Regions from separate parts of the Homo sapiens genome. Here region 2 is linked to region 1. The links are chromatin contacts, found by Hi-C or POLR2A ChIA-PET in ENCODE. All regions are on one chromosome and are shown on one strand. The core of a region is the stretch at or near the end of the contact, and the rest is flanking DNA. Distances in the headings are between cores, read along the strand shown.

Region 1 (7,389 bases), core at 2,749-5,248:
TTCCTGGGAAATCAGAACATGGAACAAGAGGAGTAGTTGTGGCCTGTTTGGAATTGACTTTGTCCTTGCATTGGCTCCTTGGGTTCTTTCATGCCCCACACCCTACCTGGTGGAGGTGCTGGATGCCAGCTTCCCACTGCAGGACCACCTATGTCTTAGCGTTCTTTACTTTGGCACCTGCCCCTGCGTGGCCTCTAGGGGCCCAGTCCTCATTGGAGCTCCATGCCCTCTGCACAGTGAACACTGTAGGATCTCTGTCCCCTCAGCATCATGACCTGGCCCCGCCATCTCTGCTTTCTGTGCCGTGGGCATTGTTGGCAGGAAGACCTCCATCCTGCTTGGAGTCCAAGCCAACAGTAGGTCTCCCCCTCCGGCAAACGTGGATCTGGTGGTCCTTCTGGTAAAGGTTGAGCTTATGTGGGGCAAGGAACAGAGGCTCAGGGTGGCCCCTATTCCAGGAGGGGTTTTGCAGGAATGTTGTGGGCTGGGGCTGGAACATGTTCAGGATGAGCCCCTCCCTCCATCTCTCATGGTGCCCGCTTCCTGTCCTCTTGCCTCTGAACGGCCCATGATTTCTATGACCCCCTCTACCCTGAATCTCAGAAGGAATCATCCTGATTGCTTTAGCAAATTAACCCATGCTCTGAACAGGTTTTTCTTAAAATTAAAACAAAACAAAACAAAACAAACCTAAAAGCAAAAAGCCAAAGGAAGCACCCCATGAGAATGGGAGACTTGCAGGAATTGTAGGTGGAGGAAGCTGCTGTCCCATGCAGGGCAGAGACTGCATGCAGGCAAAGGCCCACAGTGTCAGGGCTGTGTGCACCCCCCACTTCCTTTGGTCTCATCTCAGCTGTCTAATGTAAGCAAGCCCTCTCCAAGCCTGATGGCCCTTCTCTGGCCCTTTGTTGCCACAGAAAAGGCCCACTCAGCTAAGCCTCTGTTCAAGCCCTCCAGTGGCATGAGAGTCTCACGCCCTTAGGAGCTCACCATCACGGGGCCGGGGGTCAGGGGCGCTGACTTTATGGGCCACTTTTGGGGATAATGCCCACTCAGGTGCACAAAGCTGCTTCTCCTGGGCAACAAATAGCCGTGTTGCCTCCTTGAGCAGGGACTGAGGATGGGGCCCAATCAGCTGGAATGGGACACTGGTTATGGTAACACCCTTAAGGTCCCTCCAGAAGGGGCTCAACCATGTTGTGGTTGGTGAGACACTACCATTGTTGAAATATTGAATCACATTGAAATAATAAATTGTATTCAATAAGAATATAATAAGAGGCTGAAAATGAATCCACTTTAATTGGAGTTATCGCTTTAACTAATTTTTAAATAGTACCTCACCACTTAGGGACCATCAACCATAGGGACCACCCACTTATTGCAACCACATCGTGGGGGCCTCCTGTCCTGGAGCAGAGACAACACCCTTATGGTCACTTCTGATGGGGTGTGCGGTGACAGCAGTTTTTCTGGCTCTCTCACAATTCTGAGCTTTGCAGTGGCAGGAAGTAAAAATGGCTTCTCAGAGGCTTCACAGTGGTGGTCCTCTGATGTTGCCCCTTCCTTGACCACCTCGGGGAGGTGGGCAGGTGCAACCACACATGAATTGCTGCCTCGTGCCCTTCTGGTGTGACACTGGTGGTGTGATATGGCTCATCCTGACACTGCAGGGGTCACGGTCAGCCAGAAAGTACTGGCAACTGTGTTCCACCTTTGGGCTCCATCCATGGGGGCCGCTTGCAAAAGCCCCCCAGCAGCCAGTGCTCACAGCTCCCTCCTCTTGATACAAGGCCTCCTTCCTATGGGAGCGCTCACATGCTAGCAAGCTCGATGTTAATTAAGCATTAATAGGGTGGGGACCAATTGATTTCCCTGTCAGCTGCTCCAGCTCTCATTCCAAAGAAAGGCAATAGAACATGGAGTTTTGATAGATCTTTGCAAGACAGGCATACGAGCAAATGGAATTTTACTTTCTCAGTTACTAGAGCTTTTTAAATTGATTATTGACCAGGGCCCAATTCAGTTTCTTTTAAGTGTCTGTCCCAAGAGGTGAAAACTTTTCAAGGAATTTAACAGGGGCACACTTGGAACTTCTCTTGGTACACAAACTATAACAAATGGTCTTCTCTCTGTCAAGTAATTTCAAATAACTATCATAAAACCACATTGAAAAAAATTTCAAAACGCCTCAGGTAGAGAACTTCAATTCTTTCTGGAATATGATTAATAAGAGACTGAAAGATGAACCCATGTTTATTGGAGTTGTTGCTTAAATTAATTTTTAAATAGTGCCTCACCACCTAGGGAAAACTAAATCACCTTCTCAATGAAGAGACGCAAGGTAATTTGGAGTCATTAAACAGGCCATTAGGAAGTGTCTCTTGCCTATCGGTTAAAAACCACACACACACACACACACACACACACACAGACACACACACAAATTTCCAATTTAGGATGGTTCGACGTATGATGTTTTGACTTCTTACTGGTGTGATAGTGATACACACTCAATATAAACTCTACTTTGAGTACCCACACAACCATTCTCTTTTTCACTCTCAGTACAGTATTCAATAAATGACATGAGATATTCAACACTTAACTATAAAGTAGGATTTTGCCTAACTCTGAGCACGTTAAAAGCAGGCTACACTAAGCTATGATGTTTGGTAGGTCAAGTGTATTAAATGCATCTTTGACTATGGTATTTTCAACTTACGATGGGTTTACTGGGATGTAACCCCCATGGTAAGTCAAGGAGTATCTGTATATACACCCACAAAACTACGGAGAAACAAGGTATTTCCCAAGCCTACCTTAAAGATAAGCAACGCTATCCCGTTTCCGGGAGCCCAGGGGTCCTGCGCTGAGCAGCGGCCTTCCTTGGGCGTTCCAGCTCTTCTGGGCAGCGCCGGGCGCTCTCACACAAATGCTGCCTCCTTCAGCGCGGGTCTTACAAAGTTGTGCTGTTCTGCATGTTGTTATTTCTAGCTTGTGTTGCACATTTCAGTATTTCCCAAACAGAACATACTGACCATCACTTAATGTTTTCTACATGATTCTAATCATTGTCCATATCCATTCAACAACTTTCAGCGTTCAGGGAAGGCATTAGTGCCCGCTTCTGGGGCTGGACGACGGGGCTATCTGAGAAGAACCGGAGGCCGGGGCTACCTCGGGAGCCTCGCGGCGGGAACGGGTCCCAAGGCCTGCGGCGACAGTACCGGGAGGTAGCCCAGGCCATACACACTAGAGCCTGGCGGAGCTGCTGGCCAGGATGCCAGGGCAGCAGGTGCACGCAGGGCCCTAGCAGAGCTCCTCCAAGAGGGGGTCTTCAGAAATAACCCCTGCGAAGGAGTGGGAGGTGCTCCGGCTGCAGCCCCCCCGGGAATAACCCAATACGTCTATTGACAAAGAAGCCGGCCTACTTTGCTTAAATCCAGAATTTATCAAGCATACATGGTCACAGACCACCCCCTCCTGCTGCTCTGGTATGACATCATTACTTTTTTGAGAACTGTTGTGTTCATCATGCAGAATGCCTTCAGCCAGCCTAACCGCCAGCTTCCTCCGGGATGGGTTTTCCTCACTCTGCAGCCCAGCATGTGGGAAAGACCCTGCGCCTGCTGTGCCCGCCCCCGCGCCCGCCCCCCGACACGCGCGCCCGCCCCCCCACACGCGCGCCCGCCCCCGACACGCGCGCCCGCCCCCCCACACGCGCGCCCGCCCCACCTGGCCCTGTTCCCGCCCCCTCCCCTCCCTGCTTCGCCCTGTCCCCGCCCCCTCCCCAGGCTGTTCTGTCCACCCCTGCTCCTTCCGCTCCCGGCCCGGCCCCGCCCCCGCCCCTCTCCCCGGAAGAATGGGGGCCTCTGCTCACACCAGATTGGTCGGACGGCATCACGTGACCTCATCTCTTGGACTCGCTTGCTATTCCCGAAAAGGGGGAAAGGATTTGGGGGGGACAATCGCGGAGCCTCTCGCTGGCTTTAGGGAGAGAGGGCTGGGGTAGAGGAGAGCCCCAGGGAGCAGGCAGAGGTGGGTTGGCTAGGGCCTTGTGTGACTTGGGCTGAGAAACTTCACTTATTCCCTGGCGCTGGCAGTTGTCAAACTGGGTCTTGTAGATGCTAAGTCTCCATAGAGGTATCGTAGGTATGTTGCAAATGCTTGATTTGAATTGCTTTTTTAAAACAAACGTGTCTTAAATAATTTTTAAAGCTTAAATGATTTTAAAAGACTGCTCAAATGTGCCGTGTCTCATTTATGGTTGTTTATTCACGTGCGAGAGGAGCTGGCTCTGCTATCAACAAAAGGGCTGCTGGTTCCCTCTGGCAGTGATTTTGAAACTTTTTAAGCAGCAAAACCCCCTTCCAAACCGAGAATTCTGCGGTGCTTCAGTCATTAAGACTGATAGAAGCTATATTTATTGGGATAGAGTGATTTTATAATCTTTATTATACAATTGATAACCTAGGGAAAGAAAGATTGAGCTGCAAAGAGGGAAGGCAGAGGAGAAGGGAGATATCACCAGGCTGTAGGTGGGAAAGGGAGTGGAATGGTGGCTTAGACAGGTGCAGGCGGTGTGAAGGACTCACAGGAAGAGAGTCTTGCCTTTCCAGCTCCCAGCTGTTTTTTGCTGATGGATTGGATGTGGGGCCACAGGGTGGCAAGAGAGAAAACCAGGATGACTCCTGAGATTTTGGCTTGAGCAACTGGGCCGATTCTGGTGCCAGTTGTTGAGGTGGAGTGTGGGAAACTGAACATGCCCTCGTGTGTGTGGGGACACTTTTGGGCGGTTACAGGAGGTAGTGGTAACGAATGATAATAGCAGAACATCAGGGTAAGCCTGATAAAGAATTATAAAAATCAGGCCATCAGGGTAAACTCAACGTAACTACTGATGCAAATTGAATAGCTTCTGGCTGTTTACTAAAAACGGAATGAGGGATAGTAACTGTAGCTTTAATTCCATAACAATAGAGCTAAAAATCTACCATAGCTGTGTAGACACTTGCTGACTACCTGAATGCATTCAGGTTTTTTCTAAATAATAGAATTATCTAATCATTCTCTATTTTTTGAATTGGCATGTTCCTTTGGGTGTTGGTTTCCTTTCTGCCCCCACAAGTTTGGTGACAAGGATGGGACACCTTGAGTGAGCCTTTCCACTGGGCAAATTGGAGGATGTGTAGCCATCTTCGGTCAGACAAGAGGCCTTGTTTGCTGAAGTCTTTCTTAAACACATTGACTCATTAAGTCTATCATTTGATTGACCCTACTGTCGTAGCTTACACCAAAGAAAAATTATGGTCATGTGTAAAGCTATATCCTCTCCCTAGCTCAAATACGGGGAATTGAACCTGTAATTAGAGAACTAGAAAGAGAATCATAAAGAAAGGACATTTGCCTTGTAATAGTCTTCCTATATTACCTATGAAAAAGGAAGGGAAACTGACAAAGAAGTTTAGCTTGCTTACATATTTTTACAAAATCTGATAGAAATATATTTTTGGTATGTCTGACAGTTGTAGTACTCAACCTCTTAGCCTCCTATTGTGTGACCTAACTAATTTTAGTAATAGACTTATGTTGAGCTTTCTTTTCTATACCTTCAGCAGAGGAACCAAGGTATCTCTTTGTGTTTACCTATGAAGGCTTTCCATATTGGTGGCAATGCATCCCCCAGGGATTCAGAGATTTGCCAACTATAATCTCTAGGCATTTACAAAAGAACTTAAAGAAACTTCCCCCACCTCAGGAGTCCATATATGGATATATATGGATGATTTATTGATAGGTAACACCTCATGTGCTAACAAGATATATTAGGCCAGACATGGTGACTCATGCCTGCAAAACCAGCACTTTGGGAGGCTGAGGTGGGCAGATTGCTTGAGCTTAGAGTTCGAGACCAGCTTGGGCAACATGGTGAAACCCTATCTCTACAAAAACTTATAAAAATGAGCCAGGCCTGGTGGTGGGTGCCTGTAGTCCCAGTTACTTGAGAGGCTGAGGTGGGAGGATCACTTGAGCCTGGGAGGTGGAGGTTACAGTGAGCCGAGCTCGCACCACTGCACTCTAGTATGGGTGACAGAGTGAGACCCTGTCCCCAAAACAAAAACAAGATATATTAGCTTTACGAAAATTCTAGCTTCTAAAGGGCATAAAGCTCCTTTAGATAATTTCCAACATCGTTAGACCGAGGTCAAGTATTTGGAATATTTGTTATTGGCTGATGGATGGGAAATAGTTCTGTCCCCAAAGCCACCTCTTTTACAAATGAAGCAATAGCTCCATGTAGCAACAGCTCTGTCACTGCGAAGAAATAGCTCCACCCTTTTGAGGTTGGTGTGCATCGCAGGCAACGGGTCCCTGTCTCTTCTGAGAGGCAAGCCACTCATGGTGGTGCTACATGAAGCATCGCTAGGTGCATTTTTGCAATAGCTAGGAGAAGCTAAAAAAGCCTTCAGATCCTTAAGTAGCCATTGTTTTCCTGCCTGTACTTGGAGTCAGTTCCTAGCTGGTCATCTCTTCTCCCTTTTCTGTAAGGAGAGCAAGGGTGCTGTTAGTGATGGGTATGCTTCCTCAAACACTAGCCTTTGGTTGGCTTTCATGTACCACTGGATTCTGTTGCTCCAGGGATGCCAGGCTGTTTAGAAGTCATTCCAACATTGGGTCTCTGCTTGGGAAGGTGCAGGCCTTGGCTCGGGGATGTAATTGTTTGGGCCTTGTGCTGTTGCTGCTGCTTTGTTTTTTTTGTTTTTGTTTTTTTTTGTGTGTTTTTTTTTGTTTTTTTGTGTGTGTGTTTTTTTGTTTTTTTTTTTGAGACAGAGTCTAACTGTTGCCCAGGCTGGAGTACAATGGCGCTTACTGCAACCTCCACCTCCCGGGTTCAAGCGATTCTTCTGCCTTAGCCTCCCAAGCTAGGATTACAGGTGTGCACCATCATGCCCGGCTAATTTTTGTATTTGTAGTAGAGACAGGGTTTCACCACGTTGGTCAGGCTGGTCTTGAACTCCTGACCTCAAGTGATCCACCCACCTTGGCCTCCCAAAGTGCTGGGATTACAGGTGTGAGCCACCACACCTGGCCTGTTGCTGCTGCTTTTTGAAGTTCCTATGACACAGCACTTGTCAGTGCTCTGTAAGCGTTACTGGCTGACCCTAGTGGGATTCTAGGAAGGTGTGAACTTTGAGCCCAGTGACTCTGTTGCCAGATCCTGACTGGACAGCAGCACAACCACCTCGCAGCCCTCAATGAAGATGCATGGCCTCCATCTGATTCATCATATAGTCTTATTCCCATGTTAACTTAATAGCATTCATTGATGGGTCTTATGTGAGAGACACAGGAGGAGACAGAAAAGCACCCAATATAGAAGTCAGT
Region 2 (7,389 bases), core at 2,552-5,051, 270 kb before region 1:
TGCTCTGAAACTTGCTTCGGTCTCTTTTTCTGCCTTATGCCCCTCAGTCGAATTCCTTCTTCTGAGGAGCCAAGAATTGTGGTTGCTGAAGACCCATCCGGATTCACTGCCAGTGACTTGGACACCTTCCACTGCTAACACTATTAACTCGGACACCTTCCACTGCTAACACAATAACACTGGGTTATTGTGTTTATTTGGAGAGTGCGTATGGTTTAAGGAGATGTGTATGGGTGCCAGGTTGACAAGGGGTGGACTTGTGATGGTTAATTCTATATGTCAGCTTGTCTGGGCCACCGGATGCACTCATATCTGGTTACACATTATTTCCTGGCAGGTCTGTAAGGGTGTTTTCAGAAGAAAGTGGCATTTAAATTGGTGGTGCAAGCAGCCATGCATGCATTTCTGGAGTAGCTTCCCTATAGCTTGCAGGAACCAGAGCGGGCAATAAGAGCCCCATCCTCCAAATACTGGGGATCTGTGCTCTGATTGATGATGGCTGCTGTTGATTGTGAAAATGCAGACAAAGAGGCAGGCAGCCACTGCTGCAATCTCCACTGCTATGTTTGCAACGTCCCTCCTCAACCCTCACTGCCTCCCTGGGTACACACCTTCCAGGAGGTTTTTATGGATCAGCACCTCCTCCTGCCTTCATTTTTCTTTTCTCCTTCTTGGGAACCAGATGTTTAGGACTAGGACATTCAAAAGCAACCATATACCAGGCACAGTGGCTCATACCTGTAATTTCAACACTTCTGGAGGCTGAGGGAGGAAGATTGCCTCAGCCCAGGGGTTTGAGACCAATCTGGGCAACATAGCAAGACAAAAAAAAAAAAAAAAATTAGCCAGGCGTGGTGTGTGCCTGTAATCCCAGTTACTAGGGAAGCTGAGGCAGGAGGATGGCTTGAGCCCAGGAGTTCCAGGCTGCAAGTGAGCTATAATCGCGCCACTGCACTCCTGCCTGGATGAATTTCTCTCCACTCAGGATATCCTCCCTCCCAGCAATAATATTGCTACCATTCATTCCAGCTATCCATAAACCATAATTACTAAATACATGTTGCCATAATTTTTTTGAACAACCTGTCATCTATTAAAAATAATAATAAAGATTATATTTTATTTTACTTTATTCCTTCTCTAATGCACTTCCCTTTTTTTAGATCCAAATTTCCTATATCTTTTTCCTTCTTTTTTTGAAACAGGGTCTCTCTGTGTTGCCCAAGCTGGAGTGCAGTGGTGCAATCACGGCTCGCTGCATCTCAGCCTTCTCAGTAGCTGGGACTGCAGGTGTGCACCACCATGCAGGCAAACTTTTTAGTTTTTTGTGGAGTCAGGGTCTGGCTATATTGCCCAGGCTGGTCTCTAACTCTTGGGCTCAAGAGATGCTCCTGCTTTGGCCTCTCAAAGTGCTGGGATTACAGGCATCAGCCATGCACCTGAGTTTTCATTTCTGTTGTGTTTTTGACTTCTTACATTTTCTTTTAGTTTTTTGAGATGGAGTCTCACTCTGTTGCTCGGGATGGAGTGCAGTGGCAGGATCTCAGCTTGCTGGAAACTTCACCTCCTGGGTTCAAGCAATTCTTTGGCCTCGGCCTCCTGAGTAGCTGGGATTACAGACATGCACCACCATGCCTGCCTTTCTTTTTTCTTTTTTTTTTTTTGAGATGGAGTCTTGTTCTGTCGCCCAGGCTGGAGTGCAGTGGCATGATCTTGGCTCACTGCAAGCTCCGCCTCCCGGGTTCACGCCATTCTTCTACCTCAGCTTCCCGAGTAGCTGGGACCACAGGCGCCCACCACCATGCCTGGCTAATTTTTTGTATTTTAGTAGAGATGGGGTTTTACCGTGTTAGCCAGGATGGTCTCGATCTCCTGACCTCATGATCCGCCCGCCTCGGCCTCCCAATAATTTTTGTATTTTTAGTAGAGATGGGTTTTCACCATGTTGCCCAGGCTGGTCTTGAACTCCTGACCTCAAGTGATTCACCCACCTCGGCCTCCCAAAGTGTTGGGATTAGCGGTGTAAGCCACTGTGCCTGGCCAACTTCTCACATTTTCTTTTCTTTTCTTCTTCTTTTTTTTTTTTTTGAGATGGAGTCTTACTCTGTTGCCCAGGCTTGAGGGCAGTGGCATGATCTCGGCTCACTGCAACCTCCACCTCCTGGATTCAAGCAATCCTCCCACCTTAGCTTCCCAAGTAGCTGGAATTACAGGTGCATGCCACCACACTAGCTAATTTTTGTATTTTTTAGTAGAGATGGGGTATCACCATGTTGGCCAGGCTGGTCTTGAGCTCCTGACCTCAAATGATCTGCCCAACTCAGCCTCCCAAAGTGCTGGGATTACAGACATGAGCCACCCTGCCTGGCCTTCACATTTTCTTTAGATTATTTCTTAGAACGTCTACCTCTCTGTTCCCATTATCAGTCTGTAATCTCATGTTGTCCACTTTTTCCATTAGAGCCCTTAGCATATTAATCATAGTCGTATTCCATTTCTTGGTCTGATAATTCCAACATCTCTGCCATATTTAAGTGTGGCTCTGATGCTTGCTGTGTCTTCGAACTGTGTTGTTTTTTATTATGCCTTGCAAGTTTTTGTTGAGGGCTGGTCATGCTCAACCAGTAAATGGACTTTCTGTGTGAAGTTTTATGTTGGTCTGGTTAGGGGTTGTGCCATGTGTGCTGTTTGTTAACTGGAGGTGTCAGAGGCTTAAACCTCCTCTAGTGTCTTAGTTTTTGTCTCCCTGTTGTCTTTACGGTTTCCTAGAGATTTCTCGAATAAGCTCTGAGATGAGCAGTTCTTTCACTTGTATCCCCTGTTATTATACAGGAGCCCCGCTGATGTGGCAGTAAGATGTGGGGAAGGAGAGCCAGAGCAGGCTGGGGTTAGCTATGTTCCCTTCCTCCAGGTTTGTTGGTGTCTGGCAAAATTATGATTGGCCTGGCTGTGATTTTTTTTTTTTTTGAGGGCAGGCCTTGTAAAAAAAAAAAAGACTTTTTATTTTTATTATTTTTAAATTTATTTATTTATTTATTATTTTTTTTTTTTTTGAGACAGAATCCCACCCTGTCGCCCAGGCTGGAGTGCAATGGCGCGATCTTGGCTCACTGCAACCTCCACCTCCTGGGTTCAAGTGATTCTCCTGCCTCAGCCTCCGGAGTAGCTGGGATTACAGGTGTGAACCACTGCGCCCGGCCTCTTATTTTTAGGCAGCATCTCACTCTGTCACTTAGGCTGGAGTTCAGTGGTGCCATCATAGCTCACTGCAGCCTCGACCTCCGGGGTTCCAGCAATCCTCCCACCTCAGCCTCCCGAGCAGTTGGGACTACAGGCGCAAGCCACCATGCCCGGGTTTTTTTTCTTTTAATTTTTATAGAGACAGGGGCTCACTTTCCATCCAGGCTGGAAAGGATGCCTTTTATTATTATTATTATTATTATTATTATTATTATTATTATTTTAGATAGAGTCTCTGTCGCCCAGGTTGGAGTGCAGCGGTGCGATCTCGGCTCACTGCAACCTCTGCCTCCCGGTTCAAGCTATTCTCCTGCCTTAGCCTCCGGAGTAGCTGGGATTACTGGCTCCCGCCACTACGCCCGGCTAAATTTTGTATTTTTAGTAGAGTCGGGGTTTCGCCATGTTGGTCAGGCTGGTCAGGAACTCCTGACCTCAAGTGATCCGTCCGCCTCGGCCTCCCAAAGTTCGGGGATTACAGGCGTGAGCCCCGGCGCCCAGCCCTGGATGCCTTGTAAATCACTACTCACCCAGGAAGAGCCAGCGACAGGCCCCGCCCCCGCCAAACGCCTGGCGCCCTCCGTCGCCCGGTTTCCATGGTGACGGGGCGCCAGGCTAGGGCGGCCTGGCCACTGAGCCGGGGTGCAGTGGCAGCGGGAGAGTACCTGGCGATGGCGATATGAGCGGTGCGGGGGTGGCGGCTGGGACGCGGCCCCCCAGCTCGCCGACCCCGGGCTCTCGGCGCCGGCGCCAGCGCCCCTCTGTGGGCGTCCAGTCCTTGAGGCCGCAGAGCCCGCAGCTCAGGCAGAGCGACCCGCAGAAACGGAACCTGGACCTGGAGAAGAGCCTACAGTTCCTGCAGCAGCAGCACTCGGAGATGCTGGCCAAGCTCCATGAGGAGATCGAGCATCTGAAGCGGGAAAACAAGGGTGAGCCGGCGCGGGGCCCTAGGCCGGCCCTGCCTCCCCAGGCACACTCAACACTGCCGCTCCCGCAGCACAGAAACACAGCCATCAACTCCAGCACACGCCTGGGCTCAGGGGGAACACAGGACGGTAAGCCCGCCCTGCCACGCTGAGCTGTCCCCTCCTCCCAGAGGGAGACCCGCGTGGCCCCCGGGCAGTGCCGAACCTGTCTGCCTGTCTCCTAGGGCAGCAGCATTTCAGATGCTGACTCCGCCAGTCCTCTCCTCTCCAAGCAGGGTCAGACACACCTCTGTTAAAAACTTTATAGAGGGGCCCGGGCGCGGCGGCTCACGCCTGTAATTCCAGCACTTTGGGAGACCGAGACGGGCGGATCGCGAGGTCAGGAGATCGAGACCATCCTGGCTAACACGGTGAAACCCCGTCTCTACTAAAAATACAAAAAGTTAGCTGGGTGTGGTGGTGGGCGTCTGTAGTCCCAGCTACTCGGGAGGCTGAGGCAGGAGAATGGCGTGAACCCGGGAGGCGGAGCTTGCAGTGAGCCGAGATCTTGCCACTGCACTCCAGCCTCGGTGACAGAGCGAGACTCCGTCTCAAAAAAAACAAAAACAAACAAACAAAAACTTTATGCAGGGAAACGTGCCCAAGTGCGAGTGCGCAGCTCAGTGAATTTCTTCCAGCTAAACACATCGGATCAGGAGCAGGCATTCCCCCGCCCCCCACCCCGTCCCCGCTTCGCCTGTGCCCATGCTGTCCTCCGGCGGGGCCTTCCCAACTGCACCCTTAGCTGCTCCTCACCCCCACGCCCCCCTTTCTCCCTCCCTCCTCCCCCACCCCTCCTGCCCCGAGCAGGAGGAGGGCCCGCCAGGATGTGGGATGTGGCTCCGCTCCTCGCTCTTGCTTCAGGAGGGCTCCAGCAAGGGCACCAGTGCCCGCGGCCTCCTCTCCCGCCCCGTTCCCTGCTGCTGCCTTACCTGAGTGCCGAGTATCCCATCACCAGGCGTCTGTTTTGTCAGGACCCCGCTTCCCCATGTCTTCTTGAGCCTCAGGACGCCCCGTTCCTCATATCTTCTTGAGCCTCCCCCCAGTCCCTGATGCCCACGGGATCATGACACCGCCATAGCCAGGGATTCCAGAGTTCACCTCTGTACCCCTAAAGCCCAGGTTCTGCCTGGCAGTGTGGACGCCCTCCAGTCATCTCAGATGGATGAGGCTGATATGCCAGGTGGGCTCTGCCTAGGGAACAGGCAGGGGCCACTCCTGGCCTGACACCCACGACAAAGGCATGGTGGAGAGCGGGATCCATGGGGCAGGGCCCAATCAGCCAGTGGGGGGGCAGGACTTTCGGGCTCAGCAGCCAGGAGAGGACAGGCCAGGCTTCTTCTCTCAGAATGGCTGTGGTTTCACAAGTGCTGAGGAGAGCGTGTGCTTGCTTTCAGATCTCCGTTACAAGCTCATAATGAATCAGACATCACAGAAGAAAGGTGAGAACTGGGCCCTTCAGTTCCTGATGGGATGCTCTTGCCACCCAGGGGAGCCCCTCCAGACTGTCCTTGCCCACCTGGCTGCACTGGCCCCTGTATGCCAACCCAGTGGGGACAGGTTCTGGGGGACCTGGACAGATGCCGCTACCTCTAGCCGTGGCTGGATGATGTTACGCAGCCAAGCACAGCACGTGCTGCTCTCAGGAAGCCCAGGGCCTGAGGTCATTGCAGTGGGGAGGTGGGCACAGGGTGCTCCCCAGACCTCCCTCCTCCAAGTAGAGCTGAAATGGGAAGGAACCCCTGGGACAGCCCCTGCCCTGCTAGATCTTTGCCTCAGATTGCTGCTGTGGCCAGGCCCAGGATCTCCAGCCCTATGGCTCTGAGTCCTGACATGCTGGGGGCCCAGGGGCTCTGGACACACTCCATCCAGGGATCCCTTCCTGCCATCTGGGCAGCAACCATGGGGACAAAGGGAGGAAGCAGAGTCCTGTTTCCTTGCCACTTGTCCAAGGCACTTCCCCATCCTGACAGCGGCCCCCACCCAGCCCAGGATTCTGGGTTGTGGTCTCGAGCTCACTTCCCGTTATCTTTGGGGCTGGGGCTGACATCAGGAGGACATCTGACTGGTGGATGGAGCCAGCCTGGGAACATCGTAGCTGGGGCAGTGCCTAGGGCTCTCCCTTCCCAGAGAGACATGGAGAATGGGGTTGAGGGAGGGCCCTTCCCTAGCCGCTGTGGCAACTCCAGTGAGCTGTTCTGGGCAAAGTGTGGCCCAAGTCGGCAGCCCCAGCCCTGCAGTGCTGGGGACGCTGACAGGACACGGGAAGAGGCCATGCTCTCCCTCGGGACCTGCTGTTCCATGTGTCCCAAGCCCTCCTGCTTTCCAGATGGCCCCTCAGGAAACCACCTTTCCAGGGCCTCTGCTCCCTTGGGCGCTCGCTGGGTCTGCATCAACGGAGTGTGGGTAGAGCCGGGAGGACCCAGCCCTGCCAGGCTGAAGGAGGGCTCCTCACGGACACACAGGCCAGGAGGCAAGCATGGGCGTCTTGCGGGCGGTAGCGCCGACACTGTGCGCTCTCCTGCAGACAGCCTCTCCACGTCAAGCTTCCAGTCTGTCAAGTCCATCTCTAATTCAGGTGAGCAGGCTGGCGTCCATGTGCTCACAGGGGTGAGTGCCCCACGGGGACCCCAGCCTGGGTGGCCTCTAGGGGTGCTGACCAGGTACCCTCTGCTGGGCCAAGCTCCAGGATTTGGGGATGAAGGTGCAGCTGAAAAGAGCCCTGCAAGCTGAAGCCACCGGGAGGGGATTAAGGGGGGGTGGGCAGGACCAGGGACCAGTCACAGGGCAGTAAGGCCTCACAGCAGGCACCCCAGGGTGGGGCAGCAAGCAGGCAGGAGGGGCCTCCCCGGGTGGCCGCCTAGGGAGGACGTACCCTGGCTGCCCAGCAGCAGCCCTGCTTGGCCGTGTCCCCGCCACAAGCAGGCAGGACACAGGAGGGATGGCACTGCCCACGGAGCCCTGGGCTCATGGCACCTTCTGCAGAGTGAACTGGGAGCAGAGAGCCTCTTTTCCCCACTCTGTGAGGCCGGGCATTTTCCTCAGCCCAGCCCTAACCCTCACCATTCCTGTGATGGGCCCAGGTGCTGGACGGGCCTTGTCCTTGCCGAGGAAACCCATGCAGGCTGGGTCCCAAGCCTCTCATGCAGTTTCATTTTACCCAAGATGGGGCCAGCTTCCACTATGT

Evidence for each region. A loop is a pair of places that touch in the nucleus more often than their neighbours do. ChIA-PET counts read pairs that join two places held with the same protein, here RNA polymerase II (POLR2A). Pooled maps may share reads with other maps.
Region 2: a loop to region 1 is called in a pooled map, with 5 times the contacts of the local background. The contact joins the promoter of CCDC74B here to the promoter of LINC02572 in region 1. A Hi-C loop is called at or near these places in 7 of 50 pooled maps. POLR2A ChIA-PET finds 5 or more read pairs at or near these places in 2 of 52 experiments (H1 and activated T-cell).

The regions. Positions count from the first base shown.
Region 1 is chr2:129,874,100-129,881,488 of GRCh38, reverse strand. LINC02572 (long intergenic non-protein coding RNA 2572) reads left to right here and starts at 3,998. Exons shown (of 6, transcript NR_149127.1): 1 at 3,998-4,041. LOC105373616 (a long non-coding RNA gene) reads right to left here and starts at 3,610. Exons shown (of 3, transcript XR_923328.3): 1 at 2,823-3,610. RefSeq lists enhancers at 248-748, 2,626-3,181, 3,182-3,738, 3,759-4,053.
Region 2 is chr2:130,141,524-130,148,912 of GRCh38, reverse strand. CCDC74B (coiled-coil domain containing 74B) reads left to right here and starts at 3,801. Exons shown (of 8, transcript NM_001258307.2): 1 at 3,801-4,166; 2 at 5,600-5,644; 3 at 6,730-6,780. The coding sequence starts at 3,917. RefSeq lists an enhancer at 5,686-5,765.